3 separate regions of the Homo sapiens genome follow, and regions 2 and 3 are each linked to region 1. Evidence: chromatin loops called from intact Hi-C (ENCODE). Cell type or tissue: heart right ventricle. All regions are shown on one strand. Links, peaks and the distances in the headings refer to the core of each region. The heading gives the core; the rest is flanking DNA.

The links. Hi-C counts contacts between places; a loop is a spot of excess contacts. Peaks named below come from ENCODE experiments on the same cell type or tissue, not always from the same donor. Only the 100,000 strongest peaks of a DNase experiment are listed, where the experiment ranks them.
Region 2: a loop joins it to region 1, with 2.8 times the contacts of the local background. A loop is called at or near these places in 19 of 110 quality-filtered maps.
Region 3: a loop joins it to region 1, with 6 times the contacts of the local background. A loop is called at or near these places in 40 of 110 quality-filtered maps.

What each region holds. Positions count from the first base shown.
Region 1 is chr7:43,715,454-43,726,417 of GRCh38, reverse strand. All of the region lies in intron 1 of COA1 (cytochrome c oxidase assembly factor 1), which reads left to right. Among named protein-coding and RNA genes, the nearest start is that of COA1, 8.6 kb to the left of the region's middle. In heart right ventricle, for the core only: CTCF peaks have their summits at 4,796 and 5,000 (motif pointing right); no DNase peak of the experiment used is centred there; H3K27ac peaks cover 431 bases.
Region 2 is chr7:43,449,441-43,460,404 of GRCh38, reverse strand. It overlaps HECW1 (HECT, C2 and WW domain containing E3 ubiquitin protein ligase 1), which reads right to left. Exons shown (of 30, transcript NM_015052.5): 12 at 9,476-9,577; 13 at 3,958-4,108. Among named protein-coding and RNA genes, the nearest start is that of LUARIS, 68 kb to the left of the region's middle. In heart right ventricle, for the core only: a CTCF peak has its summit at 5,221; no DNase peak of the experiment used is centred there; H3K27me3 peaks cover 347 bases.
Region 3 is chr7:42,936,441-42,947,404 of GRCh38, reverse strand. MRPL32 (mitochondrial ribosomal protein L32) reads right to left here. Exons shown (of 3, transcript NM_031903.3): 3 at 9,548-10,083. The coding sequence ends at 9,829. Among named protein-coding and RNA genes, the nearest start is that of MRPL32, 9.5 kb to the right of the region's middle. In heart right ventricle, for the core only: a CTCF peak has its summit at 5,962 (motif pointing left); a DNase peak (open chromatin) is centred at 5,964.

The DNA.
Region 1 (10,964 bases), core at 889-8,888:
CATTTTTGTGTAGTCAGGACTTTGCCTCTAAAAGCCTTCTGGCTAATAGTTTAGGATATTGTTCTTTAATTATAGGAGTTATAGAAACTGACATAGTAGTTCCCAGTTAGTGTGACATCTGAGTCCCTGGTGGTATATTTAGCCTAAGAGTGTTCATTGTTTCAGACATTGTTGCCTCCCTGTCTCTCTGCCTTGAAAAATGTGCCATGATCTGCTTCAACTTTGTTCATTTAACTCTCTATTTTAAACAGACTCCAAGAAGTTATTCTTTTATCCTCTTGTTCATGTTTCATATGCTGCATTAGATTTGTGAGAGCCATATTGGACAGTTGGTCACCAAATAGTAGGTACTTTTTTCATACTAGCAGGCATTTATTTGAAGATTATTTAATGTATGCAGAGGTTGAGTGTAGCTATTGTGTTCTGTATTGTTTGGGGCATGTTGGAAAAAGTAGTTTTATAAAATCCTATTAACATTGTTTTGTATTTTTTTAATTTTGTTGGTTAAAAGGCAGTAGTAGTAATATATATAGTATATATATAATATATATATTTTTTGAGATGGAGTTTCGCTCTTGGTACCCAGGCTGGAGTGCAATGGTGCGATCTCGGCTTACTGCAACCTCCGCCTCCTGGGTTCAAGTGATTCTCCTGCCCCAGCCTCCTGAGTAGCTGAGATTACAGGTGACTGCCACCATGCCCAGCTAATTTTTTTGTTTTATAGTAGAGACGGGGTTTCACCATGCTGGCTAGGTTGGTCTGGAACTCCTGACCTCAGGTGATCCACCGCCTCGGCCTCCTAAAGTGCTGGGGTTATAGGCATGAGCCATTGCGCCCAGCCAGTAGTAAAAGTATTTTTAGAAACTGAGCATTTTGAGAATCTAAGGAAAGTGATATACAATAGCTTCCAGAAAAAAATTGCATCTCTCTGTTTACATATAATGGCCAAGATTTCATTCTTTCCCCTTGGCTTGATTCCAGTTAGAACTGTGTGTTTCTTGTTTCAGTGTTTTGTCTTTTCTTTTTTAAAATTGTGATAGAATATACATAACATAAAATTGGCCATTTTAACTATTTGTAAAGATACAGTTCAGTGCCATTAAGTACTTTAACATTGTTGTGTAACCATAACCACCATCTATCTCCAGAACACTTTTTTCTTTTTCTTTTTTTTTTTTTGAGATGGAGTTTCGTTCATGTTGCCCTGGCTGGAGTGCAGTGGCGTGTTCTCAGCTTACCGCAACCCCCACCTCCCGGGTTCAAGTGATTCTCCTGCCTCAGCCTCCCGAGTAGCTGGGATTACAGGCATGCGCCACCACACCTAGCTAATTTTGTATTTTTAGTACAGACGGGGTTTCTCCATGTTGGTCATGCTGGTCTTGAACTCTCGACCTCAGGTGATCTGCCCACCTCAGCCTCCCAAAGTGCTGGGATTGCAGGCGTGCGCCACTGCGCCCGACCCAGAGCACTTTTATCTCCACACACTGCACCCATTAAATGATAAATCTCCGTTCCTCCCTCTTTCCAGTCCCTGGCAACTACCATTATATTTTCTGTCTATGAATGTGACTATTCTAGGGTCCTCATAAAAGTGGAATCATAAAATATTTGTCCTTTTGAGTCTGGTTTATTTCATTTAGCATGTCTTCAAGGTTAATTCATGTTGTGGCATGTGTTGGAATTTTCATTTTTTTAAAGACTGAATAGTATTACATTGTATTCCATAGAACACATTTTGTTTATCCATTCATTAGTCGATAGATATTTGGGTTGTTGCCACCTTTTGGCTATTGTGAATAGTGCTGCTGTGAACATTGGTATACAAATGTCTGAGTTCCTGCTTTCAATTCTTTTTTTTTTTTTCTTTGAGATGGAGTCTTGCTCTGTCTCCCAGGCTGGAGTGCAGTGGTGTGATCTTGGCTCACTGCAACCTCTGCCTCCTGGTTCAAGTGATTCTCCTGCCTCAGCCTCTCGAGTAGCTGGGACTACAGGCGTGCACCACCACGCAGGCTAATTTTTATATTTTTAGTAGAGACAGGGTTTTGCTATGTTGGCCAGGCTGGTCTTGAACTCCTGACCTCAAGGGATCCGCCCACCTCAGTGTCCCAAAGTGCTGGGATAACAGGTGTGAGCCACCGCGCCTGGCTGTGCTTTCAGTTCTTTTAGGTATACGTATCCAGAAGTGGAATTGCTGGATTGTAGGGTAATTCTGTTGATTTTTTTGAGGAACTGCCCGTATGCTTTAGTGTTTTTGTTATTTGCATAAAAGATGAGATTTAAAGGAATTGTGTAATTTAGGCATGGATTATCACGTTTACCTTTCCAAAGGACTATTTCCTACTTGAAGGGGTGTAGGTGTTTTTGTATTAGGACTTGGAGATCTTTGAGTTTTAAAATTATTGCAATTCAGACTAAATAAAAAGTTTATCATGGATAGTTTTCCAAATTGTAAACATCTCTATGATCCAAGATTTTTTGGTTTTTGTTTTTTGAGACAGGGTCTCACTTTGTCACCCAGGCTGGAGTGCAGTGCCATGAACATGGCTCAGTGCAGCCTTGACCTCATGGGCTCAAGTGATCCTCCTGCTTTAGCCCCTCAAGTAGTTGGGACTACAGGCACATGCCACCACGCCGGGCTAATTTTTATATTTTTTGTTGAGATGGGATTTTGCCATGTTGCCCAGGCTGGGCTCAAACTCCTGAGCTCAAGCGATCCGCCCACCTCAGCCTCCCAAAGTGCTGGGATTACAGGTGTGAGCCACCTTGCCTGGCCTTTTTTTTTTCTTAATGCTTTCTGTGTTTTTAGTCTTTTTGGGGAAATTACCCATCATGACAGACTCTAAAATGGAGGTGAGTTTGCAAACTTGTATAGTTCCAAAAGTCTGTGAATTATTCCGGTATCATACTACTGCTCCATTTGGATGCTTTGGCAATTACCCTGGTGTGCTGTGACTATTGCTGCTTCTGACAGGCAAGTTTACCTCCCTCAATGCAAATATAACCATGTCATTAGTTGAAGATTAGGAGATGACCAGCATTATTCTCTTTTACGACTGTATCATTCTTTTTTCAACTATTCTCCTGTTGTTGGAACTGCAAATTATTGTGGGTACTGCAATCCATTTGAATAGCTGTGACCTCCCAGGGATCACTGGGAAAATGTAGAAAAACAGACAACAGTGTGGCTCAACCAAAACTTAGAAAACTAAGATTGCATGTAGCTGCCAGATCCTGGGAACAGGATGGCTTAAGGGCAGCCCTAAGGGATAAAGGGTAGAGGATTATATGTGTTACACCCTTTCTACCAACCTCTCCCTCCCATTGCAACAGCTTTCATAAGGTCTCAGTTTAATATTTCATTATTACTTTACAACCCATATCATTTTATTAACAGCAAGTATATTATCAGGAGAGATGGGAGGAACTGGTATCTTAATGTGACTTTTGCTCTTAGTTTGGGTCTCTGTCATTTGGACTCTGGTGATCTTTTATCTTGTGGGCTCTTGGTGCCTTAAGACATTTGGCATTTGCAAATGTACTGGAAAGGTCCCCAGATGGACTTAGATGTTCCAGATCTCGTGGAACTTTGATGTCACTTGCATTCATAAGTGATCTAGCAAATACCAAGATTACATAGATGCCAAGCACCCAACTTTCCCTGTTTATGCACCAGCTTTTTGAGGGAGATGAAATGCAATCACATAAAGAATGTACTAGCTGGGCGTGGTGGCTCATGCCTGTAATCCCAGCACTTTGGGAGGCCAAGGCAGTCGGATCACTTGAGATCAGGAGTTCCAGACCAGCCTGGCCAACATGGTGAAACCCCGTCTCTACTAAAAATACAAAAATTAGCTGGGCGTGATGGCATGTGCCTGTAGTCCTAGCTACTCGCAGCTGGTACGAGGCACAAGAATCTCTTGAACCTGGGAGGCAGAGGTTGCAGGGAGCTGAGATTGTGCCATTGCACTCTAGCCTGGGCGATAGAACGAGACTCTCGTTTTGTCGTAGGGAAAAGCATTTCCTAGCCAGGCGTGGTGGCTCATGCCTGTAATCCCAGCACTTTGGGGGGCCAAGGTGGGCAGATCACTTGAGTCCAGGAGTTTGAGACCAGCTTGGGCAAAGTGGCGAAACCCCATCTCTCTACTAAAAATACAAAAGAACTAGCTGGGCATGGTGGTGCACACCTTTGGTTCCAGCTGCTCAGGAGGCTGAGGTGGGAAGATCACCTGAGTCTGGGAGGTCGAGGCTGTAGTGAGTTGCAGTGGCGCCACTGCACTCCAGCCTGAGTGACAGAGTGAGACCCTGTCTCAAAAAAAAAAAAAAAAAGTTACCAGAATCAACGGTGAATGTCCTAACTTTTGGTTATAGATTGTTCCTCTCATTGAAATGTTCTGTGCTAGGGGCAAAGATTGACTTCTGGTGTGCAATGGTAGTCTTTAGAAACACTTCTACATCCATATTTAAGTATGTCAGCATGCAGTATTACATTAGAATCTTTCTAATGTTTTTTGGGCTTCAAGCCTTTGAGCTATAAGTAGCAAAACTTTGAAATTTATGTGAATACTTTCACATTATAACTTACGACTTTTCCCATGGTACTGAGTATTTGTATTCTCTTACCTTGTTTTTTTTTTAAATTACCGTACAGTAAAATAAACTTTTTATATTATAAATTTTAACCCATGTACTGATTTCTATAACCAACACCATAGTCAGGATGCAGAATAGTTGCCTCACCTCAAAAACTCCCTAGTGCTATCTCTTCATGGTTAAATCTTCCCCTTACCCAAATAACCAAAACCAAAAAGTAAATGCCATTTTGTGTTTTTATTGTGGGAAGCAGTTACATTACATCCTTGCTTTTCCTCTTTATTAGGGATTTAATCTAAGCATGTTGGGCTAGAAAGGATAAAGTCAACAGTCTCTTCATTTTTTTTTGAGAAATTCATAAACTTTCTCATGCATTTAGTGTTTAGGAATAAAAACATTTGGCTAGTTATCTCTTCCAACAGGTGGCAGTGTTGTGCTATATAATAGGATTTACTAATAAAGATTGTGGCTTTTTGTCAGCTGGACGATAATTGCTGTACATTTTTTACATCAGAAAATCAAGATGGTTAATTAAGAACTGACATTTAACTATTGAAATTATTTTTTAAAGTCTATTTCAAAATTCATCTTATTCTTGTAATGTTACTAGTAAAGCAGTCTATGGATAAAAGTATTCCTTAATACATTTGTATTTGTTTTCAGTGTTTGCAGAATTATGAATTAACTCTTTCCTTAAGGTTAACCTTTGTAGCGGGAATAACTCCAGTGTTGTGGATGAATCTGTGAGTAATAGAGGCTTATCAGTGTGACTTCAGATGTTTTATGTTTCAGCCTTCTCTATCACATGTAGGAATCCCTTTATAACATCTCTGGTAGTTGGTGGCATTGATCAGTAAATGGAGCAGCCATGGAAGAAAGATACAGGTTCTAATTGCCAGCATCCTGATTGTGAAGCCTTAATGGAGATGTTCAGTGAGAAATGATGAAGAGGAAGCTTGTGAGACATTTGCACTTAGGTGACTCATAGGTTTTCGAAGCTAACCCATCCAAAAAATGGATTCTCTTTTTCTTTATACTTCCAGCAACTTAATGTCTGGCAGTATATACTTCCCTAGGGACTGGGGCTGCCATTCATCCAGAGGCTCCTGAGTAATATCCAGGGTCACTTTAAGACCTCTCAGTGTTCTCTAAATTCTACCTCCTAAATATTTTCAAATATGGCCACTTCATCTTTACCTCTCTCGTTGCACAGAACAATGATTTTTCACCTAGATATACTGCTTCCTAATTGATCTGCCAGGATATATTATTACCCCTATTTTTCACACAGCAGCCATTTTTAAAAAATGTAAAATCTGATCATGTCACTCCCCATATTTTTATTCTTAAACAAGTTTGTGAGAAAGTTTGTAAGTTTCTGAAAAAAAAAGAAAAAGGAAGGGGACCATGTTGATTTTATCCTTTCTAGTCCATCATACTTAGATAAAACGCTTAATAAAGAGGAAAGGCAGGGATGCAACATTACTGCTTCCCACAATAAAAACACAAAATTATACTGAGCATTGGAACTCTTTTTTTCCTTTTTTTTTTTGACAGAGTTTTGCTTTGTTGCCCAGGCTGGAGTGCAGTGGTGCGATCTTGGCTCACTGCAATCTTTCCTCCCGGTTTCAAGCAATTCTCCTGCCTCAGCCTCCCGAGTAGCTGGGATTACAGGTGCCCGCCACCATGCCTGGCTAATTTTTATGATTTTAGTAGAGATGGGGTTTCACCATGTTGGCCAGGCTGGTCTTGAACTCCTGACCTCAAGTGACCCGCCCACCTTGGCCTCCCAAAGTGCTGGGATTACAGGTGTGAGCCACCATGCCTGGCCTTTTACTTTTTATTTTACGTAGAATAAACCCCAAATATTTAACTTGACCCACAACATTCCTCCCTCCTCCCTGTTCTGTGATGTGGCCTCTCTTCTTTCTGTTATAGTCTCATCTCATGCCAGTTTCCCCTTGTTCACTGTGCTCCAGCTTCTCTGGTGTTCTCTTTGCTCCTTGATTGGAGGAGGTGGGGAGAATAGATTCAAGGAAACCTGTTTGTAAGCAAACATACATTTCAGGTAATGAAAACAAGGCTTAATACTATATTGAAATATGTGGGTCAGGGGACATTTTCATAGTAGTCAGGAAGCCATCCATCCCTTTGTCACTTTTCAACTCCTCAGACTGAATCTAGGGATAAATGCACACCTGAGTACAGATTCGGTGTGTGGGGAAAGTTATGTTCTAATAGAAAAGGAAATTTAGAACTCGACAGTGATTACCTGTAATACTGTTAGTTGTGGATAATCCTTTATATTTGGTAGCTCTCACTTAGTTTGACTTTATTTTTGTAATTTCATTCTTCTAGCATTTCATTATTTATTAACTTTGATTTTTCTGTATGACAGCCTTGCCTCACTAACCACTTGGACTATACAGCCATCTGGGGCTTAGAGGCTATTAGTGGCATCCCTAATAAGTAATAGTTGTGCAGTCTGTGCTTGAGTTTCTTGTTTCCAAGGCAGTTCATTCCTGCTGGAGATAGTTTTATTTATTAAGAAGCTCTTCTTGGCCAGGTGTGGTGGCTCATGCCTATAATCCCAGCACTTTGGGTGGCTGAGCTGGGCAGATCACTTGAGGTCAGGAGTTCGAGACCAACCTGGCCAACATGGTGAAACCTCGTCTCTACTAAAAATACAAAAATTAGCTGGGTGTGGTGGCGCATGTAATCCCAGCTACTTGGGAGGCTGAGGCAGGAGAATTGCTTGAACCTGGGAGGTGGAGCTTGCGGTGAGCTGAGATTACGCCACTGCACTCCAGCCTGGGTGACAGAGTGAGACTCCATCTCAAAAAAAAAAAAAAAATGTAGATTCCTGGTAGATTGAATCTACTTCTAATCTTGCTCCCTGTTGAAACCCCATTAAAACTGCAGTAAAAACCCAATGGACATGGAAAATAGACAACATCAACATAGTGTAGAGTACTGAAAAGCCTAAGAATGAGTCGAAATTAACTGACACCCAAGACTTATGAATCCTGAGTTGGCAGAGGGAAAAACTATGAACCAATCAGATTTATCCTCTAAATCCTCATAAAGCTCAAGAAGTAGCAAAGCCAAGTATCTCTGAAAATTGAGGTGCAAAAGACATGAAATAAGGAAGATTGGATAATTGTTGCTAAGAAACAACTCTCCCAATGCATACTATTCACCTTGGGACAGATTCTGGAGGTTCAGAGCAGATGATCTCTGGATAAAGTTATGTTTCTGTATGGGAAGTCACTCCCAGAATTTCTCAGGAAATTTGTATGTTATTTTAAATCCCAAACCCTGAGGAAAGTTACTGGTAATTCCAAATTGGGAAAACAGAATCATTTTCATGAGAATTAAAGATCTGTGGTCAATAGTATTAGATGTGATTGGTTCTTAGAGCTCCACTGATGTCAAGTGGAAAGCAAGAGCAGGACATGCTGACACCGACTAAAACCTTAAGTTGTACATCTCTGGGAGCTGAGACAAGAGCATCTAGGAGATAAGCTTGTGATCTAGACAGCCAGTCTCATAGCTGTTGCCATCTTATAAATAAATGTGTTTTTATACTCTATCTGCTGCTAACAGTTATTCTTACAAATAAATAATAATACATTTGTATGCATAGTCCACTTCATATAAACGCTATTAGTGGTGTTTCAAGAAATAAAAAATTTGAAAGCAAAATAAGTCCTAAAGTTGGCAGTACAATATATTATTCTGTATGGTAGTATATTAGTCCGTTTTCACACTGCTGATAAAGACATACCTGAGACTGGGCAATTTACAAAAGAAAGAGGTTTAACTGGACTTACTGTCTCATGTGGCTGGGGAATCCTCACAGTCATGGTGGAAGGCAAAGAGGAGCAAGTCCTGTCTTACATAGATGGCAGCAGGCAAAGAGAGAATGAGAAAGATGCAAAGTGGAAACCCTTGATAAAACCATCAGATCTTGTGAGACTTATTCACTACCACAAGAAAAGTATGGGGGAAACCGCCCCCATGATTCAGTTATCTCCCATTGGGTCCCTCCCACAACACATGGGAATTATAGGAGTACAATTCAAGATGAGATTTGAATAGGGACATAGAGCCAAACCATATTGTTCCCCCCCCGGCCCCTGCCAAATCTCATGTCCTCACATTTCAAAACCAATCATGCCTTCCCGACAGTCCCCCAAAATCTTAACTCATTTCAGCATTAACCCAAAAGTTCACAGTTCAAAGTTTCATCTGAGACAAGGCAAGTCCCTTCTGCCTATAAGCCCGTAAAATCAAATGCAACCTAATTACTCCCTAGATAGAATGGGTTTACAGGTATTGGGTAAATATAGTCATTCCAAATAGGAGAAATTGGCCAAAACAAAGGGGTTTCAGGGCCCATGCAAGTCTGAAATCCAGCGGGGCAGTCAAATTTTAAAGCTCCAAAATGATCTCCTTTGACTCCAGGTCTCACATCTGGGTCATGCTGTTGGAGCTGCCTATGGTCTTGGGTAGCTCCACCCCTGTGGCTTTGCAGGGCATAGCCTCCCTCCAGGCTGCTTTCATAGGCTGGCATTGAGTGTCTGTGACTTTTCCAGGTGGATGGTGCAAGCTGTCAGTGGATCTACCATTCTGGGGTCTGGAGGATGGTGGCCCTCTTCTCACAGCTTCACTAGGTAGTGCCCCAGTAGGGACTCTGTGTGGGGGCTCCAACCCCACATTTTCCTTCTGCACTGCCCTAGCAGAGGTTCTCCATGAGGGCCCCACCCCGCAGCAGACTTTTGCCTGGGCTTCCATACATTTCCATACATCTTCTGAAATCTAGGTGGAGGTTCCCAAACCTCAGTTCTTAGCTTCTGTGTGCCTGTAGACTCACCACCATGTGGAAGCTGCCAAGGTTGAGGCTTCCACTCTCTGAAGCCACAACCCAAGCTCTGCATTGGCCCCTTTCAGCCACAGCTGGAGTAGCTGGGACACAGGGCACCAAGTTCCTAGGCTGCACACAGCATGGGGACCTTGGGCCTGGACCACAAAACCACTTTTTCCTCCTGGGCCTCTCGTCCTGTGATGGGAGGGGCTGCCGTGAAAGTCTCTGACATGGCCTGGATACATTTTCCCCATGGTCTTGGTGATTAACATTGGGCTCCCTGCTACTTTTGCAAATTTCTGCAGCCAGCTTGAATTTCTCCTCATAAAATGGGCTTTTCTTTCCTATCACATTGTCAGGCTGTAAATTTTCTGAACTTTTATGCCCTGTTTCCCTTTTAAAATGGAATGCTTTTAACAGCACCCAAGTTACCTTTTGAATGCTTTGCTGCTTAGAAATTTCTTCTGCTAGATACCCTAAAAATCATCTCTCTCAAGTTCTAAGTTCCACAAATCTCTAGGGTGGGGCAAAATGCTGCCAGTCTCTTGCTAAAACATAACAGGAGTCACCTTTGCTCCAGTTCCCAACAAGTTCCTCATCTCCATCTGAGACCACCTCAGCTTGGAACCTTACTCTTCATATCACTATCAGCATTTTTGTCAAATCCATTCAACAAGTCTCTAGGAAGTTCCAAACCTTCCCACATTTTCGTGTCTTCTTTTGAGCCCTCCAAACTGTTCCAACCTCTGCTTGTTACTCACTTCCAAAGTCACTTCCACATTTTTGGGTATCTTCAACAACACCCCACTGCTGGTACCAATTTACTTTATTAGTCCGTTTTCATGCTGTTGATAAAGACATACCTGAGACTGGGCAATTTACAAAAGAAAGAGGTTTAATTGGACTTACAGTTCCATGTGGCTGGGGAAGCCTCACAATCATGGCAGAAGGCAAGGAGGAGCAAGTCCTATCTTACATGGATGGCAGCAGGCAAAGAGAGAATGAGGAGGATGCAAAAGCGGAAACCCCTGATAAAACCATCAGATCTCTTGAGGCTATTCACTATCGGAAAACTGCCCCCATGATTCGATTATCTCCCACTGGGTCCCTCCCACAACACGTGGGAATTATGGGAGTACGATTCAGGATGAGATTTGAGTGGGGACACAGAGCCAAGTCATATCAGGTAGTGTTATTCTTGCTATATTGTGTCTCTAAATACTACCCGTGTTTGTTGGTGTTTTTGAGTTTAAATATTCACTATAGACTGTCATCCTTTGTAAATACTTTAGGAGAGGAATTACAAGAGAAAAAGATATAGTGTTTTTGTGGGATACTTCAACATGAAATGAGAACTTGATCTAAAATTAGTGAAAGCAATATTCAAAGGCAAAACAAAAATGAGAGGAGGCAGCCAAAATAGTTAATCATTAAGAAGGTAAACAAGCTTATATGAAGCAACATACTCTTTTTTTTTTTTTTTGAGATAGAGTCTTGCTCTGTTGCC
Region 2 (10,964 bases), core at 1,456-9,455, 270 kb after region 1:
ACTCCTTATTAAAGAAAAGCTTATGGAAAACAAGTTGACCCTTGCTCCAACAAGTGAAATGTAAGTGGCATCAAAATACGAGGAGCACCTCTTACATCAACAAAAACAAATCAAAAGATAAGATGGAAGTGAAGCTGTAGCTGTTGGTAGAATAAACCCCTAGAACCGCAATGTCTAATGTAGAAAGCAGTTAGGCATTGATACCAAATGCCAAATCCACATTTATCTCCCTTGGCCTAATCTTTTGGGAATAGAACCCTAAGGAAACCCTCCACTATAAGGCAATCTTAGTATTTAGCAGGCCCTTGTGACAAAAAACAGTGACAAAAGCAATAAGCAAAACATTCAACAATATGAAATCAGGTTAACTAAACTTCAGCCATTCAGTGGAATACTATACAAGCAATTACATGTTAACCTGAAGACTATGCGGCAATATTAAATGCTTACAGTGTAGTAAGTGAAAAAAGAATATGAAACTAACTACATATCACCATCATAACCATGTAAGAATTGTGCATGCATATGGAAATTGAAGATGGATACATGTTTTTAAAAAGCTAAATTGGCTGGGCACAGTGGCTCATGTCTGTAATTCCAGCACTTTGGGAGGCCAAGACGGGGGGATGACCTGAAGCCAGGGGTTCGAGACAAGCCTGGCCAACATGGTGAGACCTTCTCTCTACTAAAAATGCAAAAATTAGCTGAGTGCAGTGGTGCATGCCTGTAGTCCCAGCTACTCGGGAGGCTGAGGTAGGAGAATCGCTTGAACCCGGGAGGCGGAGGTTGCAGTGAGCTGAGATAATGCCACTGCACTCCAGCCTGGGCGACAGAGTGAGACTCCATCTCAAAAAAAAAAAACTAAATCATCCTTGGGGTAGAGTGTAGATCACTTTTTTCTATTTAAAACTTCTATTTCCCTTAAATTATCATAATTTTATACAAATAATTAAAAAATAAAACTTCAGTTGATTATTTAAAATAAGAATACATATTTATATTTTCTGCTTTTCAGTAAATATTTGTGAAAGTAGAATTAATTAATTCTGGATATTCTGAAAGCATGGGAATTAACTCAGAAAATGATCTTGTACTGAGTAGTATTAAACTTCTGGTACCACACTAGGTGCTGGGAGCAGAAAAGGGTAGAAAGAAGAGTAAGGCAAAAAGGTAAGAACAGGCACAGAGGCAGGCACATTCCAGAAGCTATAGGGGAGGAAGTCACTGGCTCTGTGTGAGGGATTCTGGGACGGCTTCCTGGGGCACGACATTGAGTCAGGTCTGTAGGATGAGATATGTTTCAGGTGGGAGGCAGGTGGGAGGCATTTTCCTGCCATGGGAGCATGTGGCCAAGCCATAAAGGCCTGGAAGAGTGTGCCGCGTCTGGGGAATGGCTGAGTTGGAACATGGTCACTGCGACCTACCACACAAGCTTACACATTGATTGCTATTGTGTACTCTGTACTTCCTAGTTTTATGTCTCCTTGCACAAACACATTTGATTTTCACAATCATCTGGTTCAGCTCAAGGGAAACTCCTTGCAACACTGAATAATACTTCCACATGGCTGTGAGCCAGTAATCATTGTAAATTTCTCTGGATAACTGTGGGTTATCAAAAAAACGACTTTCTGTGTGGTCGCATGTGAGATGGATAGAAGACTGGAAATGTACTTTCTTGGGCTGCCTGTTATAATGCCAAATACAAAAAATTTTAAATGCTTCAAAGCAATAGGTTAAGTATGGAAAAATCTGGATACTTATCTGAAGGTTATCTGATCTTCCCTAGGTATGCTTTTTCACAAGAAATAAGTACCTTCTCAAAGTGCTAAATTCCTTTTCTTTTTATCTGTCCAGATGGATGTAGCAAATGCAACTTCCTATTCAGCAAGGTCCAGCTGCCTCTCCCAGCATGTTCATCTCCACTGGAGGGCACAGGAGTTTGTATATCAAAGGCTATAAAACTTATTTGGAGACCTGGTTCAGGATGGATTTGGCCTAATTTTTATATTATGCAAGCAGATCACCCCGATAAACTTTCATGGGTTTATGCCATAGGTCAAGGTGCTTCCTTCTGCTTCAGATTCATTGTCTTGCTTTGGTTAGTGTTCAAAACAGTACCTCTTATGAATACAGCCTGACGATACCCTCCCCTGTTTCTCTGCTAAACAATTGGAGCTTATCATTTTTGGCAAGACAGACCTAGGGGCTAACTTCTGCCTATGGAATCAACAGGGTCTCTATGTAAGATGAGCTTACTGTGTCTTCTACATTTTTAGTTACACGAATCTTGTTGCAATCACCATGAAAGGACTCTCCCATGGATTTTTGGTCCATTCATGTCTAGTAAAACTGGGTTATCAGGACTTCCTCTCTGTAACACGCTTTGTTGGGGTGAGAATGATTGTAAAGTGTGCTGCCAATGCAAGTCTTTTATGGTTTTTGTTAATGACTTAAAACACTCGGCTGCTGATGGGGAAAAGTGGAAAGCAAATGTCTTCCAAACGCTCAGGCAATGAAAAAATGTTCTGGTGATTTTCACCTAAAGCATGCTCCTCTGTGTACAACAGTAAACAGAAGTTCATTTTTATTTTTTTGTTTCCATGTTTTTTGTTTGTTTTTTTTTTTTTGAGATGGAGTCTTACTCTGTCTCCCAGGCTGGAGTGCAGTGGTGTGATGTCAGCTCACTGCAACCTCTGCCTCCCGGGTTCAAGCGATTCTCCTGCCTCAGCCTCCTGAGTAGCTGAGATTACAGGTGCCTGCCACCACGCTTGGCTAATTTTTTTGCATTCTTAGTAGAGACAGAGTTTTACCATGTTGGCCAGGCTGGTCTCGAACTCCTGACTTCAAATGATCCACCCGCCTCAGCCTCCCAAAGTGCTGGGATTACAGGCGTGAGCCACTGCACCCGGCCCCATGTGTTTTTAATAGGACTAAATTGTTTCTCCTCCTTTTCTTTCTGGCAGATAACAGTTAAGTCTCAAAGGCATTTGCTATCAGTAGGTGTGTTCCACAAACCCAGTTCTTCATTCTTTTTCGTCTTTCTCAACTTTTCCTTCACCTTCATACTTTTCATACTTGACATGAAAGCAAGACAGCATGTGGGTGCAATTTCAACTGAAGGAAGCCTCAGTTTGCATTCCTGGTAATTAAAAGTATCCTGAAGCTGCCACTCCAGTCTTAAAGAGCAAGATGTCAGAGACAATGCTTTATACTAGCTTACTGCATCATCTCTGACATGAATGGACCACTGTTTAAGCCTGATACTGTTTAAGGCTTTGTTTGCAGGTTAAAAACAAAATGACATCTTTACAATTTCAATAGAGAGGGCCTAGTTTTTCAACAAAATAATTCTCAAAAAATGCTTGTAAACATTTCTTTTTCTAAGATGCAGGCTTTTCAAGAATTATTATTGATGGGCATATATCAATTATGGAATCAGGGTAGGAATGCATACAGTGATTTATGAGACAGTTTATTCTCCAAGCAGCTTTTAGTTTTCTTATGGAACCTATCCTTGGAATGTGTTTAACTGAGGTCTCTATCCTTTTGAGAACTGTATGATGGGTGTGGACCAGTCTGCCAGAAAAATGTGTATCTATGTATAATTTGGGTACAGTGCCTGGAAAGTTCAAGGAACACTGACATCCTTGGTGAACATCGCAGGAGAGGGGCATACACTGGCCCTTGGTTAAAAACTCCTATTTTTGTGCCTAGGCTATTAAGAAGTTTAGACGATTTCCCATCCTTAAATGACACTCAAGCTTAACTTGTCTCTCGCCTCCAAATTCTAAATCTAGCTTTCCAAATACCTACTAGGAACAGGTTTCTTAAGATACTTAATTACTTTCCAGTCTCCTCATACAGTCTGAGCAGAAAAGTGTAAGGGGAGCGTCTCTAGCTGCCATTCTCCTTTCACTGTGGTTTAGGGGAGCTCATTGCATACTGATCACCAACCGCCTGTTGAGTTGCTCCATCTGCTGGATGGACCCCGATCTCCGCATGCCATCCGGGGTGGCTGCTGCCGTCGGACGCTGCCAGGTGGTTGTGCGGTTCACGTGGTCCACATAAAAGACCCGCCCGTGGCTGTCAATTCGAGCTTCCCAGTCTAGTGTTTAATAAAAAGGCAAAAAGAAAAATCAAGGACAAACTACTGACCCACGTGAAACACATACAACTTCCAAGTCTTCTGCAGGTAGAACTCACCATTGGTTCATGGCTGCAGGCCAGACCCTGCCCACAGCACCTGCCACCACGACTTCTGGGGCACTGGCATGAACTCGGGAGCTCAGAAAACAATTTAATGAACTTAGACTCTCTGCTGGGCCATATTAAACAGTAATTGTGGTTCCTTGATCAACACCTATGTTAAAATTCTAATACTTTCTTTTTTTTTTTCTTTTTGAGACAGAGTCTTGCTCTGTCACCCAGGCTGGAGTGCAGTGGTGCGATCTTGGCTCACTGCAACCTCCACCTCCTGGGTTCGAGCAATTCTCCTGACTCAGCCTTCCAAGTAGCTGGGATTACAGGTGCCTGCCACCAGGTCCGGCTAATTTTGGTATTTTTTAGTAGAGACAGGGTTTCACCATGTTGGCCATGGTTGGCAGGCTGGTCTCAAACTCCTGACCTCAGGTGATCTTCCCACCTCAGCCTTCCAAAGTGCTGAGATTACAGGCACGGGTCATCACACCCGTGATGGTGTGATGGTGTGACGAATACAAAAATTCTAATAATTTATAAAGAGAAAATCTACTGTTTAATGAATTTATTTCTTTAGAAATGTCCATCACCACTGTCACTCTTGTTGGCTACTCAAACGACAGCTGTGGAAGATTGGGGTATCCTCCAGTGCGAGCTGACACTGTGATGCTGGAGAATGCTTTCTTTGCTAAGTCTAACAGAGGGCGATTAGGTTCAGTGGAGAGAAGAATGGCCCTCAGATTAAAGCCAGTTTTAACTACTGTTCTAAAATCTTGGATGTGCGAATTTAGATGACCTCTGTCTTATACTTAGTAAACTTAATAGATTGCCTTTCCTTTTGAGTGGGTGAATGGAAGGAAATGATTGTTAGGGTTTCAAAACAGCGTTTTGATAAGTTGTTAATTAACAGTGTATATTCAACACGCAGCTGTCAAATATCTCTGGCCACCAAACGAAACCAGTAACTAGGAAGTACCCTTTTGTTGATAAATAACCATCACAAACTGTAGAGGGAGCCCGAGATAAAGAAAAGTTCCCTTGCTTCCCAAATTAAAAACAAAAGAAAACAAAAAAAAAGAAAACAAAAAGGTGGAAGCATGGATGATTCACTACATAATACAGGCAGGGGCTGAGCTGGGGTGAGGTGGGTGGAAAAGAGCTGGAAGCAATGTGTTCACGTCTGAGCGAAACATAGAAGAGCAATGCCTGCTGTACAGAGATGGGCAAAGCTTTTAGAGTCCACATATCACATTGTGGAAACAGCAGCAGTGTGATAAAGTTATGCTGAAAATGCACAAGACTAAAGAAGAAGAAGGAAAAGCAAAAGTGACTGCAAAAGGAGGAAAACCATCCAGCCTTTTCAGTGAGAAAAGCCATAGCTTTCGGGAGTAGGTCAGATACTAACAGTTTCATTGAAAACTTATCATTCAGGTAATGACATAGCAACTCTCATTTTTTTAAGGGAAAAAATATATTTGGCATATTTATGGTTTTATATGTACATAGTATATCTGTTTGTGGCATGATGGCTTATGCTTGACCTGATGGATTGTCAAATAATGCCCAGTAAAAACCAAAGTATCCCCAAACACCAAACTTAACTTATGAGACAAATTGAAGGAAAAATGTAGGCAGATTGTATAAATATGTCCTAGGAGATTTTGATTAAAATAGATCTAATGATTATCTAATGATAATCCAGCTGTCAAGTGTTAAGTGTAAATGGTAATTAGCTCATGGATGAAATTGTATATACATATGATTACTAGGTAATTAATCTTGATCTAGAAACTTAAAAATTTTAATGGATCCCAAACTAATATTAGTAAAAGCAGTAGGACAACTATTTTTCTTGAATCCAACATGACTGTCATCCAACAAAAAATGAGCATTAGTCTTTGAAGAGCATTGTGGAATTTAATTTGACTGAACAAACTGTGTAGCACTCACTCTGAACTAGAGACTGTGCCAGGTCCTGAGGACACAGAGATGAGTGACACATGACCCTGCCCTCCAGGAACCTACAGTAAAGAAAGGGGTCCTTCGCAGACAAAGGTTGGCTTTTATAAATTAAGGGAAAAAGCTAGAAAATGAAGCTGCAATAATGATAATTTATCATCACATGTTTCAATTCCTCATGGAAAAGTGTAGTAAGCCAAACAGCTGGGCTCTTTTGTCAATACATTAAATACCTGGAATGTATTGTGCTAATTATATACTCATATGTATTCAGAAAATAATAGCTAAGTGTAATCAGAAATTATGAACATGTTTTCTGGGTTGCTTTGTAAAGAATTTACTTTCACATATTTTATAACCAAAGGAAATAAATTTGAAATGGAACTTCAGGCATCAGCATGACTTGAAGGGCTCAGCACTGTGATGCCATGGGTTTGTCTAAAGAGCCACCTGAAAACAGTACCTTCACGATTCTGGGGCAAGTTATAGCAGTGCAGGTCAGGTCAATTCATTTGTGACCAAAGGATCTATTGCACACTAAATTATATGTTCTCCACAAAGTCCAAGAACAATATAGAACCTGATAATGTATCATATTTAGTTATTATATTAACAAAAACCTATACAACTGTGTATTTTGAACAATTTTAACAAATGTAATACTATTGCATAGTCTAGACCTTTCTCTTGAACTTCAGAGTCACACATTCAATTTCCTTCTTGACATTACTACCTGGATGACATCTCAAACACAGGATGATCGAAACCAAGTGTTGGATCCTTCCCATCAAAACCTGCTCTGCCTGCAGTCTTTCCTACCCAACTCAGTTGAAGACAACTCCATCTTTGTAGGTTGAAACTCTTAGGTCATTTTTGATACCTATCTTTCTCTCACATCCATATCCAATCTGTCATCAAATCTACCTTTAAAATATATGTCCAGAATCAGACCACTCCTCACCACCTCCACTGCTCCCACCCTGGCCCAAGCTACTATTGTTTGTCACCTGGGTTCCTGCATAAAGACATAATCTTATGTTGAATCTCATGCTTCTATCCTTCCTCTTCCCAATTTATTCCCTACACAGCAACTTGGGCAAACTTTTCAAAACCTGAGGCAGACAATGTCACTTCTCTGCTGAAAACTCTACAATGTCCTCCTTTCGTTCAGAGTAAAAGCCCTTAAGTGATTTACAAAGCCCTTAAATGGTTTACAAGGCCCTGCATGATCTGGGCCTTGCTAGTTCGCTAACCACATCACCTGCTGCCTTCTCCCTTCCTCAGTTTGCTCCAGATGCACTGGTCTCCTGTTCCTTAAACCCAGCAGGGTGTTTCCAACTCCCGACTGGCAGTGGCCATTCCCTGTGCCTGCAAAGCTCTTCCTGCCCAACACTTGCAGGGATAACTCTCCTAACCCTCAGGTGTTGTCTTCTCAATGAAGCCTATTCTCACCACTTGTTTTAAAACTGCAAACCAGCCACCCCCACACGAACTCAGAGATCCCTCACCCTGGTCTATTTTTGCTTTTCCATAGCATCTCCTATGCTAGGCCAGTCCCTGTTTAATTATTTTATTGTTTGCTAATCTGTCTTCCAGACTAGACTGTAAGCTCCATGAGGGCAGGAATCTTTGTTTTGCTTACCCACAATAGTACCTAGCACAGGGCAAACATTCAATAAATATTTGTTGAATGAATGAATATCAGCAATAAGGTAATTCTTGTACTATTTGAGATTATTTAACAATATTCAGTTGGTAGGATTCATTACCAATTTTTCTAAGGTCTTTCACTGTTATATGGATAGAAAACTGAAAGCTGTCTGGAGAAATTTGTTCTCATTATTGAAAGTGGCTTATATAAAGCAATTATTTTACAACGGATTTATGTACAATCATTTATAATATTTGCATGTATAACTAGTCATCTGTACTGCACAGATTCGAAGTAGATTCATGCATTGAAAGGTTATTTGTTGTGGGGAAAGCATCCCTTTCCTGGAGATAACATGTTATACATATTTTTCAAATAAATGTTACCTAGGAAGTATTTGTAGTGATGCTAAAATGTTACTCTTCATTTATAGAATGTCCATAAATCAGTGTATAAAGAAAGAAAGAAATCAGGCATCAAAAGTTCAAGGACATGATGTTTGGCTTTGCCCTTGAAAAACAAATATTGTGTTTCTTTAAATTAGTCCACATATAAAAGATGTTCTTTGATTTCTCACCAATAAATTACAGTTGAATAGGGAGAGGAGTGGTGTTCCTGTAAAGTACAGCACATTACCAAGAACAGATGAACTAAGAAATAAGCACTTCTCCTTTTGAAAACTGTAACTGCTTCATGTAAGCACAGGCAAAAGAATGTAAAGAAACACTGGGTCCTTGCATTCTGGAAAGATTTCGTAGTTGTAAAATCTATCAAATCTTAAATACTATCTTTGCTTGAAAAATAAGCAAAACCAAAACAGAGATGTTCTAGAATTCATGAACATATGTGATGCCAAGTGAATATATAATGTCTGGGGTATCAATTTCTTCCTATAAATTTATTAAATGGAGTATTATGAAGTTAAAGCTAGAATGGTATCTAGAGACTATCTAGGTCAAATCTTTCATTGAGCAGATGGAGACATTTAAACTTTATTTTTTAAATTTTACAAATGAGAAAACTAAGTCCCTGAGAGATTAAATGAATTTCCCAAGTTCAGATGACTAGTTAGATAATTATTAATTACCCACTACAGTTACCAGGAGAAACTGACATTGAATTCTATCTTAAAGATGATATTTTGCCTGGCAACCCCTAAGAACTGCAGAAGAAATTTGAAGCTATTCCCTATGGATGGAAGTTATAGTAAGGAAAGTACAAGTTCATGTGCCCAGATGGGTTGAAGTTGTTTTAACATATGGAGATGCTTGTGACGTAACAGATCCAATGGAGAACAATAGGATTATTCTATCTTGAACTGCAAATTTTAAATATAAAATGTAAAATTTGGGACTTAAAGGTCATGAACAGTTTGCAAAGACTAGTCAAGTCTAACAGAGAAATGCTCTCCATTTCAGAAGTTGAGAGGCACTGAAAACACTGTGTTATCTCTTCAAGATCACATGGTGAAACTATTAGTCAAAAAAACAAACTAAAAACCCCCAAAAAACCACCAGTTTTTAGAGCAGGTGTCATATTGGTCTTTGTTAACACTGTAAGGCACGGAGTCGGGAAAGACTTTAGATGTTTACACACAAATTCATACTGACCTGCTTAGACTTGATAGGAAGAGTTAAGACACAGATTTTAAAAACTAAAGCTTACTTGGTGGAAGAGGCTCATCGATTGTTGGGTAGTGATGATGTTCAGGCCTCAGGGAAGGAAGCTGGCTTACTGGCTGGGAATTATGGAGTATAGGACATTCACCTACGGACAAGATAGTCAATACATTCAGATTCATTCACTGCCGTGGCAACATCATCAAAAAAGCATGACTGTAAAACTAAGCACTACAAGAAACAACCCCAAAGAGTGGGAAATCCATTTGTGTGTGTGTGTCAGTTTGCTACATTCACAGTCATTCGTGAGGGGGGAAATATTTTTTTAAAAAAGAAGAAAATCAAAACACTTCATAACTAATGATCTGCGCCACACAGTCCAATATGTAGGATTTGAGTCTGATTCTGTAATGACCCGAATTTCCTGAATCAGAAAGTGGCACCAGAAAGGAACACAAGAGAAAATTAGCAGAGCCTGATTTTAGCCCAGTGGAGGAAATAGGCCTGTTTGAGGGAAATGCAGCGTTTTATAAGGTTCCACAAAAGTTCCTTGGGCTTATGCAAAATGACACCTCCTCACTTGGATAGGTTTCATCACAGGGCTGCCGAAAGGCTGTTTTTCAGATTTTTGAGGGGAATGAACTCTTAGATGGTACCAAGACAGGTCAAGGAGCTGGCGAGCCAAGAAAGTAAATTCCTGTAGTAGGAAAGCTGGAGGTTGGGGGGTTGGGGAGGGGAGCCAAGGGGCTGAGGGATCTCAGGACTGTCCAGATTATTTTGAGGAGAAATCAGACAAGCCAGGGTGCTCCGGAAAGAGGAAAGGACAAGAGACAAAGGAAGTAGATAAAAAGCAGAAAGACGGCGACAGGAAAGCTCAAAACACAGAAATGGGAAAGAAGGAGGAAGAAAGACAAACATGGAGAAAGTTTAGAAATAAACATTATATCCACAGGATGCATGCCTCAGATTATTAAAAGAAAACCTACAACAGACATAGCTTATACTGTTCTCAGTTCGGACTTATAATGAACTGAACGATGTTCTGAAGTGGTGTCCTCAGGCATGTAGAGCAGCCATGCAGAAGGCAGGCCTGCAGCACCAGCTGCTTGGGTCACATAATCAGAGGCCAGTGCTCTTGATCTTTGCAGAGTGAGAAGGGCCCGGGACAAAGGATGGCCCTTTTTTCAGATGGTTCCTCCTGCCTCACACCATGCTGGTTTTCTTGCAAAAGCCTTTAAGGGCCAGAGGGCAAAGGTCAGGCCTTTTCCTTCTTCTGTCCTCTGCTGATGCAAATAGCAAGTGTTCCATTATCCCTTGGGTCAAAAAGGAGAGAGACTGAAAAATGGTGGTCAAATGGTTGTAGGATCTCAAATGCTGAATATTTCCTAGAATATCCACACATGGAAAGGATGGTTATTTCTTCTCACTCTAGTTCTACGGAACTGATCAAAAATAAAAATAAATTAATTAGGAAGAAAGGTGGGTTTAATTTTGTGATTTAATTCCTAGAGCTCACTGGCAAACAGAAGGAGAGA
Region 3 (10,964 bases), core at 1,780-9,779, 780 kb after region 1:
AAGCACAAACACCATCCTTAATTGTCTTTAGCTATAAGAATCTTTTGCCATCTTAGTCTACTCCTGGGAATAAATTCTAGGGGCTCATGGGGGCTGCATCTTCTATGCCCTCTCCAGGAAAATCTCTTACCCTAAAATGAAATCATTGGACTAGACATTTCCTTTCAAGTTATTATTACCTATTCTGCTGTAAATATCCATATTCCATTAGAGAGACTGACCAATACAGTGTTTTAGAATTTAAAAAGTACAGCTGACCAGGTGCAGCAACTCATGCCTGTAATCTCAGCACTTTGGGCGACCAAGGCAGGTGGATCACTTGAGGTCAAGAATTCGAGATGAGCCTGGCCAGCATGGTGAAACTCTGTCTCTACTAAAAATACAAAAATTAGCAGGGCATGGTGGTGCACACCTGTAGTCCCAGCTACTTGGGAGGCTGAGGCATGAGAATTGCTTGAATTCAGGAGGCAGAGGCTGCAGCGAGCTGCGATGGTGCCAGTACTCCAGCCTGGGTGACAGAGCAAAACTCTGTCTCAAAAAAAAGAAAAAGAAAAAAGTTCAGCTTTAAAATTAGTACATACTAACTCTAAGGAGGCAGTGAGGCATGTGACAAAAGAGCCAAGACTGGGTTCAGACACCAACTTCCCTCCATGAGCTCTGGATTGTGGGCAAGTGTTTTCATCTTCCCATGAGTCATGTTCACCATCTATAAATCCCAAGGCAATCTAGCATAGTGTTAGACTCCCTAGGATTAGAATTTGCAGTCAGTTTAGGCTCAAATCTTAGCCCCTTTGCTGGTTTGACACTGGCAAAACTTTGCTTCTACACCCAAGTGTACATCACAGGGTTACTTCATTCCTACTGTGAGGCTCTATTCCACCAGATGATGACACAATTGCCAGCTCGGGACAATGGGTTCCCTTTGTGCCCAACACACACATACACCCATGCACACACACAGCACACTGTCTTTCCCACAGATGCTTTTACCTTTTTTCGTTAATTTTTGGAGTGCTTGCCTAGTGATAAAGGAGAGAATGGGGATTCTCAGCATCCAATGAGAAGTCATCAAACTTCTGGCCCTTAGTCTTCATATACCTACAGTCTTAACTGTCATCCTTGGTTCCTGTCTGCATGACCTTATCAGGACCAGAGACTGCTGTGGTTCTTTACTTCTCTGAAACACTGCAAAGGGCTCCACCCACTTAAAAACACCACACATCCACTTCTTCCCAGGAGTCTTTCTGCCTTCCTGGGGCTCCACCCAAAAAGCTTACAGCAGCCCTCCCTGCAGGGGTGGACCGTGGCTGGGGACTGGGTGAGGTGGACAGGACAGGGATCTTTTTCATATTCCTGCTCTCTGACAGGGTTGTCCAGGGGAGAGAATACAGTCATGGGTTCTTAGTTTCTGTTTCTGGTTGGGCCAGTAAAGCCCCTTCCTCATCCCTCTTTTCTGCTCATTACTAGAGACAGAAAGTGAAAACCATGACTTCAGGCTGCTAAAAGCCTAAAACAAAACAAAACTGAACAGCAACGACAAAATAAGGTGGGTTGGACAAGCTTGCTAGCTTCCCTCATACAACCCCCCTCACCCGCCTCTGGCCCAGGGCATTTTTGTCTAGTTCTTGGGGCAGGAAAGCCCAGCTACTAAATAAACATGTGTTTGCCCCAGTCATTTTTCCAAAACTTTAGTTCTTTGCTTTTTCCCCAAAAAAGGCTAGGATTTTGAAATGCTTCCCACCCCAACTTTCTGCTTTTCCTTCCTGGGGAAAATGAATAAAATGCTCTGCCTCTCTGAATCAGATGAAGGCCAAAAGACACAAGAAAATGTCACAGAAAAAAATACCAGTTAAAATTTTATAATATTATGCCATATAAAAATTTAATAAGTAGTGAAAAAAGAAAAATAGCTCAGAGCAGCCTGAGCTATGTGAGGTCTGCAAAAGCCTCAGAGAACCTTGCAGACCTTTGCAAAAGCCCAGAGAGACAGGAACATGGGTCTTCAGTCACACTCCACCACCTGGGGCAATTGTTTAAGGTTATTTTGTTCCTGATTTGCTGCCTCACCTGTTATCTTCACGTTCCTGGAATATGTGTTACAAAGAACAATGTATAGCCAATCAACAGCTTGTGTTATTTAATGCAAATTCCTGGTAAACAACTTAGAAGTTGCTGCTTCTTTTTTCCTTTAAAAACCTGCTTGTGGCCAGGCGTGGGGCTGACGCCTGTAATCCCAGCACTTTGGGAGGCAGAGGCAGGCGGATCACCTGAGGTCCGGGAGTTCGAGACCAGCCTGACCCCATCTCTACTAAAAATACAAAATTAGCTGAGTTTGGTGGCATGTGCCTGTAATTCCAGCTACTTGGGAGGCTGAGGCAGGAGAATTGCTTGAACAGGGAGGTGGAAATTGCAGTGAGCAGAGATTGCGCCACTGTACTCCAGCCTGGGCAACAGAGTGAGACTCTGTCTCAAACAAACAACAAACAAACAAAACCTGCTTGTAACTCCTGCTAGTCTGAGTGTATATTCAGGGCAACTTGAATTTATGTTCCTGGGCTGCAGTTCTCAAACTTGGCCCAAATAATCTCTTTACTAATATTAATTTAGCGTCAGATTTTTTTCCTTTATGTCAACAGTAATTTATGTAAAACTCTTGACACAGTGCCTGATGCATAGTAAACACTAATAAATAGTGACCGCAATTATTACTATCTGCTCCATAATATTATTTTAAGGATTAACATAGGCAGAATGCCTGACACATAATAGGTGTTGAGTGAATGCCACCCATCATATTGAAGAAAAATGATTTCGAGCTCAATGTAAAGAATATATTAATAAAAATATTATTTTTAAAATATTAAATATCTGTACATATATTAATAAATAGTTTTTGAATGAGAAAGTTTACTGGCAATAACTTTTTCAAAAGCTTTGAGAATGTGTCTTACCTATTGCTATTTTTAACCCCCTATAACTACATCTTATGCTAACTAGAAGTACATACTTTGATTTCCCTGGCCTTCATACTCTGCAAGATAAAATCAGGAAAAATAACCATTAAACCTCTGGAAAAACACATGACATATGACACTGGCCATTAAATCATCAATATATTTGACTGAATGGAATTTTTTATTTTGTCTACATCTAGTGGCAGAAAAACATGAAAAGCAAAATTATAGATGGGGCTGTGGTGACGGCAGGTTCAGACACTCATGCTTCTAGACATATGTATTAGTCCATTCTTGCAATGCTAGAAATACCTAAGACTGAGTAATTTATAAAAAAAGAAGTTTAATTGGCTAATGGTTCTGCAGGCTGTACAGGAAGCATAGCAGCATCTGCTTCTGGTGAGGCCTCAGGAAGCTTCCAGTCATAGTGGAAGGCAAAGGAGGAGCAGGCACATCCCATGGCTAAAGCAAGAGCAAGAGAGCGAGGAGGGAGGTGCCACACACTTTAAAGTGACCAAATTTCATGAGAACTCACTTACTATCATGAGGACAGTACCAAGAAGATGGTGCTAAACCATTCATGAGAAATCTGTTCCCCGATCCAATCACCTCCCACCAGGCCCCACCACCACCAATGGGGATTACATTTCAATGTGAGATTTGGTGGGGACACAGATCCAAACCATATCAACATATTCCAGAAAAGCATGAAAATGAATCAGGCTTCTAGGGTATTGTCCTAGGTCCTCCTCCTGGTTCAACTTTCAGGTGTAACAATAGAGAATGCATTCTTCTTCCTAATAAGCGCAAGCCTTGAGGCCCATCCTCTCATGATGGAGCTGCATTAAAGACCTCCCCTGAACCTGGCTTCATTGCATCCACAGTCTCCTCTCCTACTTGATAATTCCCAGCAGCATAAATACATATTGATCTCTCAGTTTGCAGTGCACACACTTACAGACACTCATACACACAGTGGCCTCTTAATTCCCTATCTTCCTCTAGCTATTGCTTCATTTCTCTACTCCCTAGCAGAAGAAAACTTTTGGGAAGAACTGTCTAGGAACACGGCCTCTACCACCTCAGCAAACATCTTCTCTTTAGCCCACTCCAGTCTGTCTTCTGCCATCAACACTGAAATAAAATCACTTTTGTCATCTTGCAGATGAATTCCAATTGCCACAATCATTGGGTACTTTCCTATCCTCATCTTCACCTCCCAGCAGCATTTGACAGGATGGCTGGTTTCCTCTTCTTGAAATGCTCTCCCTCTTGGAATCTGTGGCGTGACAGTCTAATGTCCTCCTCGACAGGCTACCCCTCTCCTCGGGGCTCAGTTTCGGGTTCTCTTCTTTCATAAGTACTTGCTGTGGATAATCTCATTCATTTTAATGGCTTTAAATACACTCCATCTGCTGACTGCTTCCAAATTTACATACTCACATATCCATTAGCCTGCTTGCCATCTCAGTTTCGATGTCCAATAAGTATTTCAAATGTAGCTTCTCGAAAATGGGTATCTTGAGTTTCCTGCATAATCTGCCTTCACCTCTCACAGGCTCCCTAATCACATCCTCTCTGTTACTCAAGCTAGAAACCTGGGAATTATCCTGTTTTCCCCTCTCCTGCATTTCTACAACCAAGTCCTCACCAATTCCACTTCTGAAATATGTATCTCTATTTCCTCTAGTTCTTTCTGTCCTTGGCCACCATTCTGATTTGGGCTACATCATCTTCAGCCTGGATTTCTTCCAGAGACCCTTAGCCTGTCTCCCTAGATCCCTTCTTGCCCCTTCCCAGCACATTCTCCTTACACTGGCATCCCTTCCTGTCATTCCAAACTGAATGCCACTTGGGACTCAGGATATGTTATGGGGGTAGAGTCAAAGGAGTTGCTTATGTGGGATGAGAAGGGAGAAATCAAGAATGAGTAGGATTTTGCTGGAGCAATTTGATTTGTGTCAAGGTGGGAAAGTTTGGATGAGGTACAAGTTTGGCTAGTGGGGTAAGGGATAGGGGTGATCAGCAGTTCCGTTTTCAATATGCTAACCCCGAAATGTCCATTAGTCAATCAGAGGTAGTCTATGGTTGGAGAAATGTTAGACATATTTGTTGAATGAATAAGCGAACCAAGCTAGGCTATCAGAGAAGCAAATTTACAGGGAGAGATTTGGAAAAGTTGTTAGGCTATGATCTACTGAGACTTATGTGACGTTCTAATGGAAATCTCGTATTATTTGGAAACATGGGTCTGGAGATTAATAGAAAAATGAGACCTAGATACACAGACCTGAGGGTCATCACTGCATATTTAAATTATGGAAGAAAATAAGATGGCTCACTGAGACTTCTAGAAAATTAAAATATTTTCATGTCACATTTTTTATTCAAAAAAGTTAGTGTTATTGAGTCTGATAGAGGAAAATATTGAGCATCGTCCCTGGCTTCTACCCACTGGAAGGCAGTAGCTCTCATCATCCCTCACCCCCCTACCCCAGCGTGACAACCAAAAATGTCTGTAGGCATTGCCAAATGTCCTCTGGGGTGGGAAGGGGATCATCCCTGGTTGAGAACTACTGATTAGAAGAATGTCAATGAGAAAATCAGTAGTTCTTTTTAGTTACCGAAATGTAATATTGGGGAATATTGGAAAAGAGTTTTTATCCTGAAAGATGCTCTTGGAAAGGATTTTAGAATTAAGCTGGCTGCATGTACCCAAGGATGTAGGGTTGGAAAAGAAGAGGATCAAGGAGGGAACACTGGCGAGAGCAAACTGACCCAGGGCGGAGGGAGAGAAGCCCTGGACACAGTGATAGGGAGGCTCAGTTTTGTTGGCAGCCTCTAGCTTTCACTCAGCGTTGCAGACAGCCTTTTCTCCCCCTGCAGTAATCCTGTCTGCTAGCCACAGGCTGATGGCTTTGGCAGAAACAGACAATGTCCCCAGCATTGCTGTACCTGATGGTTTATTATTTCATTTGAGAATTTCAGTGCAATTCACCTGCTGCCCCCTAGTGGAGCGGCTTGCTGATGCCTAGTAAACTGTAGCAGTTCCTCATGTGAGTTTAAAGGCTGAAACTGTAAAGCTGGCTCTGAGCTTGAACACCAGGGTCCAGAGACTGGAACTCGTTAACCCTCTAGCTTTCTTCCTGTCCTACCTCCAAATTGCATGCCTAATGCTTACTAGCGACTCCACAAACGTGGAGGAGGTGAGTGCACAGACCGTCACCGGGGCCAGCAGAGGAACACAGGGGCAGGGTAACACGAAGGTTGGAAGTAAGGTAAAGAGTAGCCCAGGGACATTCCACTGAGCACCAGGGAATATCTCTCTATTTGCCTTAGCTGTTGCTGTTCTGGATGCCCTTTGTGGAAAAAACGAGAGGACAGCAGCTGGAAGCGACACCATCCTGTTTCAAAGGCAAGATGGAAATGTTATTCACTAATCTAGACCATGGAATGACACTGCTCCCTAAAAATTGCAGTTGAAGACAGAGCATCTATGTTTGTGTATTTGCCAGAAAAACACTAATCGTAGCAGAATTCCTTAGCACAGATTTAGAAATATTGAGGGGCAAATCCTGCCCCTGAAACATAATTGCATATGGGAGGGTGGAGGCAGGTGTAGAAAACAGTTATCTGAGGAGAGTGGGAGGGCAATCCCCGTATCATGAATGTTACAAAGGCCCCTACTCATTGAACCTCTTTAAATAATAAATTTTTAACTTAAAAGTCACACTACACAAATTATGAAAAAATCGTATTTTTAAAAGATCACAATTTATTTACATTAGGGTCATCCATAGTGCACCAAAACTATTTTTGGTTTCCCAAGAAAAAATATGTATGCATAAATCTTCATGTTAAATGGCCAGATTCTAAGTATATAATGAGGGTAGAATCAATGGGATTTTTGGATTTGCTCGCAGGTTGGATGTGAAAGGGAGAAAAGGTGGGATGTCAGAGTCAAGAATGACTCCTTCCAAAATAACCTAGTAAGATGTCTCAACATCTTCATGTTGTAGGGAATGAGTAGGGACAAGGGAATTAATTTCTAATTCAAAACCTGAATCAGTTACATAATTGGTTTAATTCCAACTCATAATGATTTTCTGCCATAGTAAAAACTGGAGGCATGAAGTGATAAAATGTATTATAAAGAAAACTTTGATGGGACAACCCCTTCGTAAAAGTGAAAGTACTCTCCTTTATGACATGGTTTTCTGACATGGACTAGATATCTGGTTTTGCTATCTAATAATTGCCTAATTTGGGATGCATTTTATAATAAGTTTCTCCATTCATGAATTGAAAACAGAAAACAGTCACTCTGCCCACGTACTCTCACTAGGTTACCTGCATATAGAGCCTCTGTCTTAGCTCAAGCTCCTGTTAAGAAATTAACAAACAGCGTTTCTTCAACGATTCATCTCTCACAGTTCTGGAAGGTGGAAAGTCCCAGATCAAGGTGCTGGCAGATTTGGTTCTGGTGAAGACCTGCTTCCTGATTTGTAGTCAGCCTTCTCCTTGGAGCCTCACATGGCAGAGGGCAGAGAGAACACTCTTGCGTCTCTTCTTATAAGAGCATCAGCCTTATTCATAAGGGGTATACCTTTATTCCCTAATTACCACTCAAAGGCCTCACTTTCTAATACCATCACATTGGAGGTTAAGCTTTCAACATAAGAATGTTTTTTTCTCACATCTGTAGCAGCCAGATCAATACATGAATACATTCAGTCTGTACTATCAAAGGACAATTTGTTACCTGGAGATACACTTTGCAACCTATTAGTCAACTGAGGATACTGAGTAGGCAGTTGAATATATTCATCCCCAGTGTTCATGAACCACTGATTCCACCTCAAGTCTATCTTTGACACACAGCATTGTATGACTTCTCAGGGTTAAAAATAATTATCTGTAGAGGTTTGTCTAAATAATATGCAGATAACCAATTCCTCTGGAATTTCAACTTTTTAATGCTTAGATCAAGCCCAGCCTTGAAAGAGCTATTTGCTGGGATTCTAACACTTTGGAAGTTTTAAAAATTTTTTACTGAATTGCACTTCAACGTAACATTGGCCTATACCATACCCAATGAAATTGGTGATTTTACCTCTAGGAATGTTAACATAGATTGCGCCATTATACAATTTTCATTATGAAGCCCCAGGCCTTAGTACACTTCAGGCCTTAGTACCAAGATAGTGATGCATCTTCTAGATTATCTGTCTTACTTTGTGAAGACTGATCCATGCAAGTGAATCTTCTTTCTTTCCAAAGAAAAAAATGTTCAGCCTGTAATTCTGGCACTTTGGAAGGCCAAGGTGGGCAGATCACCTGAGGTCGGGACTAAAAATACAAAAATTAGCTGGGCATGGTAGCCGGTGCCTGTAATCCCAGCTATTTGGGAAACTGAGAACAAGAGACTTGCTTGAACCTGGGAGGTGAAGGTTGCAGAGAGCCGAGGTAGTGCCACTGCACTCCAGCCTGGGCGACAGAGTGAAACTTCGTCTCAAAAAAAAAAAGAAAAAAAGAAAAAAAATGTTGAGTCAAATATGCTGCCTAATATAGTATGTGTTCAGGTTACTGCAGCATGTATTTTTGCTGTAAATACTTCCCTGGGCTTTATCTTGTCTACCGATGTTACCTTTAACTATAATTCCCTAAGTTGCTTATCATTATGTGTTTTAAATAGCTACCTCACTTTTTTCATTTTGAATGAGGCAAGAAACAAAATAGCAAACCTTGGGCTCAAGGTGGACACAGGAATGAGAGAGGTAGAAGAAAATAAGAAATTAACTGTAGAAAGTTAAGTTAAAGGCCAGGCACACTGGCTCATGCCTGTAATCCCAGCACTTTGGGAGGCTGAGGAAGGTGGGATCGCCCGAGGTCAGGAGTTTGAGACCACCCTGGCCAACATGGTGAAACCCTGTCTCTACTAAAAATACAAATATTAGCTAGGCGTGGTGCCAGGCGCCTATAATCTCAGCTACTTGGGAGACTAAGACAGGAGAATCTCTTGAACCCAGGAGACGGAGGTTGCAGTGAAGCTGAGATCAGGCTATTGCACTCCAGCCTGGGCGACAAGAGCGAAACTCCATCTCAAAAAAAAAAAAAAAGAAAGTTAAGTTAAAGAGCCTATTGCCTATTGTTACAATGAGATAAAATTGATAAAACGTGAAATAAACTAAAAGGACATATTAAAAGAAAAATGCAAAGAACATTCGTATCACATTTTCAGTGTGCTATGGAATCTGCTCACATCTTTACTAATAATCTCTTCCAAAACATAGGCTATCTCATATATTCTGAATATGATTTTGATTTAATGTAAAATGTAAAGAAGTACTTCTATCACCTAAGTAAATTAGTATGTTTCATAAAAGTAATTTCCTCCAAAAGCAATTTTAATTTGCTAAGAGAAAAATAAGAACAAAAACCATTCTTACTGCCACACCTACCATCTTAAAAAACAATACCAAAAATGCAAATAATAACCTATTTCCATGTGTTACTTAAATGGAGTTATCTGTGTTAAGTATTCTTGTCTAAGAAAAGGCACTGGCAAACAAAACCAAAGCCAAAACACAGAATTTTTGCTATGAATTTTAAATTTTTTATTTTTGTTCTGGAAATTTTATGTTTACTTAAAACCTTGTATATAATAGAAACATAATCCATTGAGCCTTTGGATAAACAAAATTTTCGGAGTTTACTCATAATATATTCTTCAAATTATCCCACACAAAACTGCTTAGAAAGAATGTGTTAAACTATACTGATGATTTAAAAACAAGCACAACAACATAAAGAATCTTCCTCTATTTCAGGAGAAATGATTTACTGTGAAGTTACCCTTTTAACATCTTTGGTGTCAATTCTGGGTGAACCAGGATGGTCGCTTTCTGTCTCGTTCAATGATCCTCTTGCCCTGATCTTGTTCAGACGGTGTCTCTCCCGTGTACAGCACCACAGTCTCTATGGTGGGAGCCTTAAAAGGGCCCCCTTCTTGCTTCCCTATCTGTCGTCTGATTTCTGCAGTCTCCTTGCACACCTTTTCATAGCAGTAGGCACAAAGGACATGTTTCTGTTTCAGGTGACCACATTCAGGACAAACGTCTATGTTGTTCTTTAAAACAATAAACAAAAACGTATTTTAACATGAGGCAATATAACGAACAAATAACCACTGACAGGAGCAATGCTTACATTTTAACTTTCTTAGGATGTTCAGGCTACATGAGGTCATCATACACCATCTAGTTCCACCTCACTTTAACAGGAAGACTGAAGACAAGCAACACTGAGTTTGAATTAGAGAAAAACTAGAACTAGAATTCAGCCAACCTGAATCTGGTATCTTTACTTAAACACAGCAGTTGTAGTTATGTAAAAAAGAAAAAAGAAATACTCATTTCCCCTAACTCCAAATACTAAATATCAAATAAGGAATTTGTCAACATAATGAAGTGACCCAAACAATCAGCATCTTAAATAAGACACCAAGGAAAAGTGAATTCCCTTTGTCTTTCAATCTATCTTAGGGAAAACAAGATAAGAACATTACAAGTTGACTTCCTTGGCTTCCTCTTTTTATCACAGTGTAATTCAAATTCCTGTACAGAATACAGGTTTCGTATATGGTATAATTTTTCTTTTTAAAAATGAACACTGATTATTCCTTAATGTAAAATTATTTTCTATGTTACATTCTTAGGGTATTTTAATGATATATATATGTGTGTGTATATATATATATATAGAGATAGATATAGATATATATATATCTCCAACTTTAAATATAAAATAGAAACATTATAACCTCTAAAAGATTTATCAACTTATTCTAGATGTAGGTTTGAAAGAAAATACAAAGAAAAATACTAAACAGGATCATTAAAGAAGCTTTAAACACTTGATAAGATTAATATACTAACATTTGTGAGGCAGATAACAAAAGAATTTCCTTTTCTGAAAGGAAGAAAGAGGCTTGTATATTACTTGCCTAAC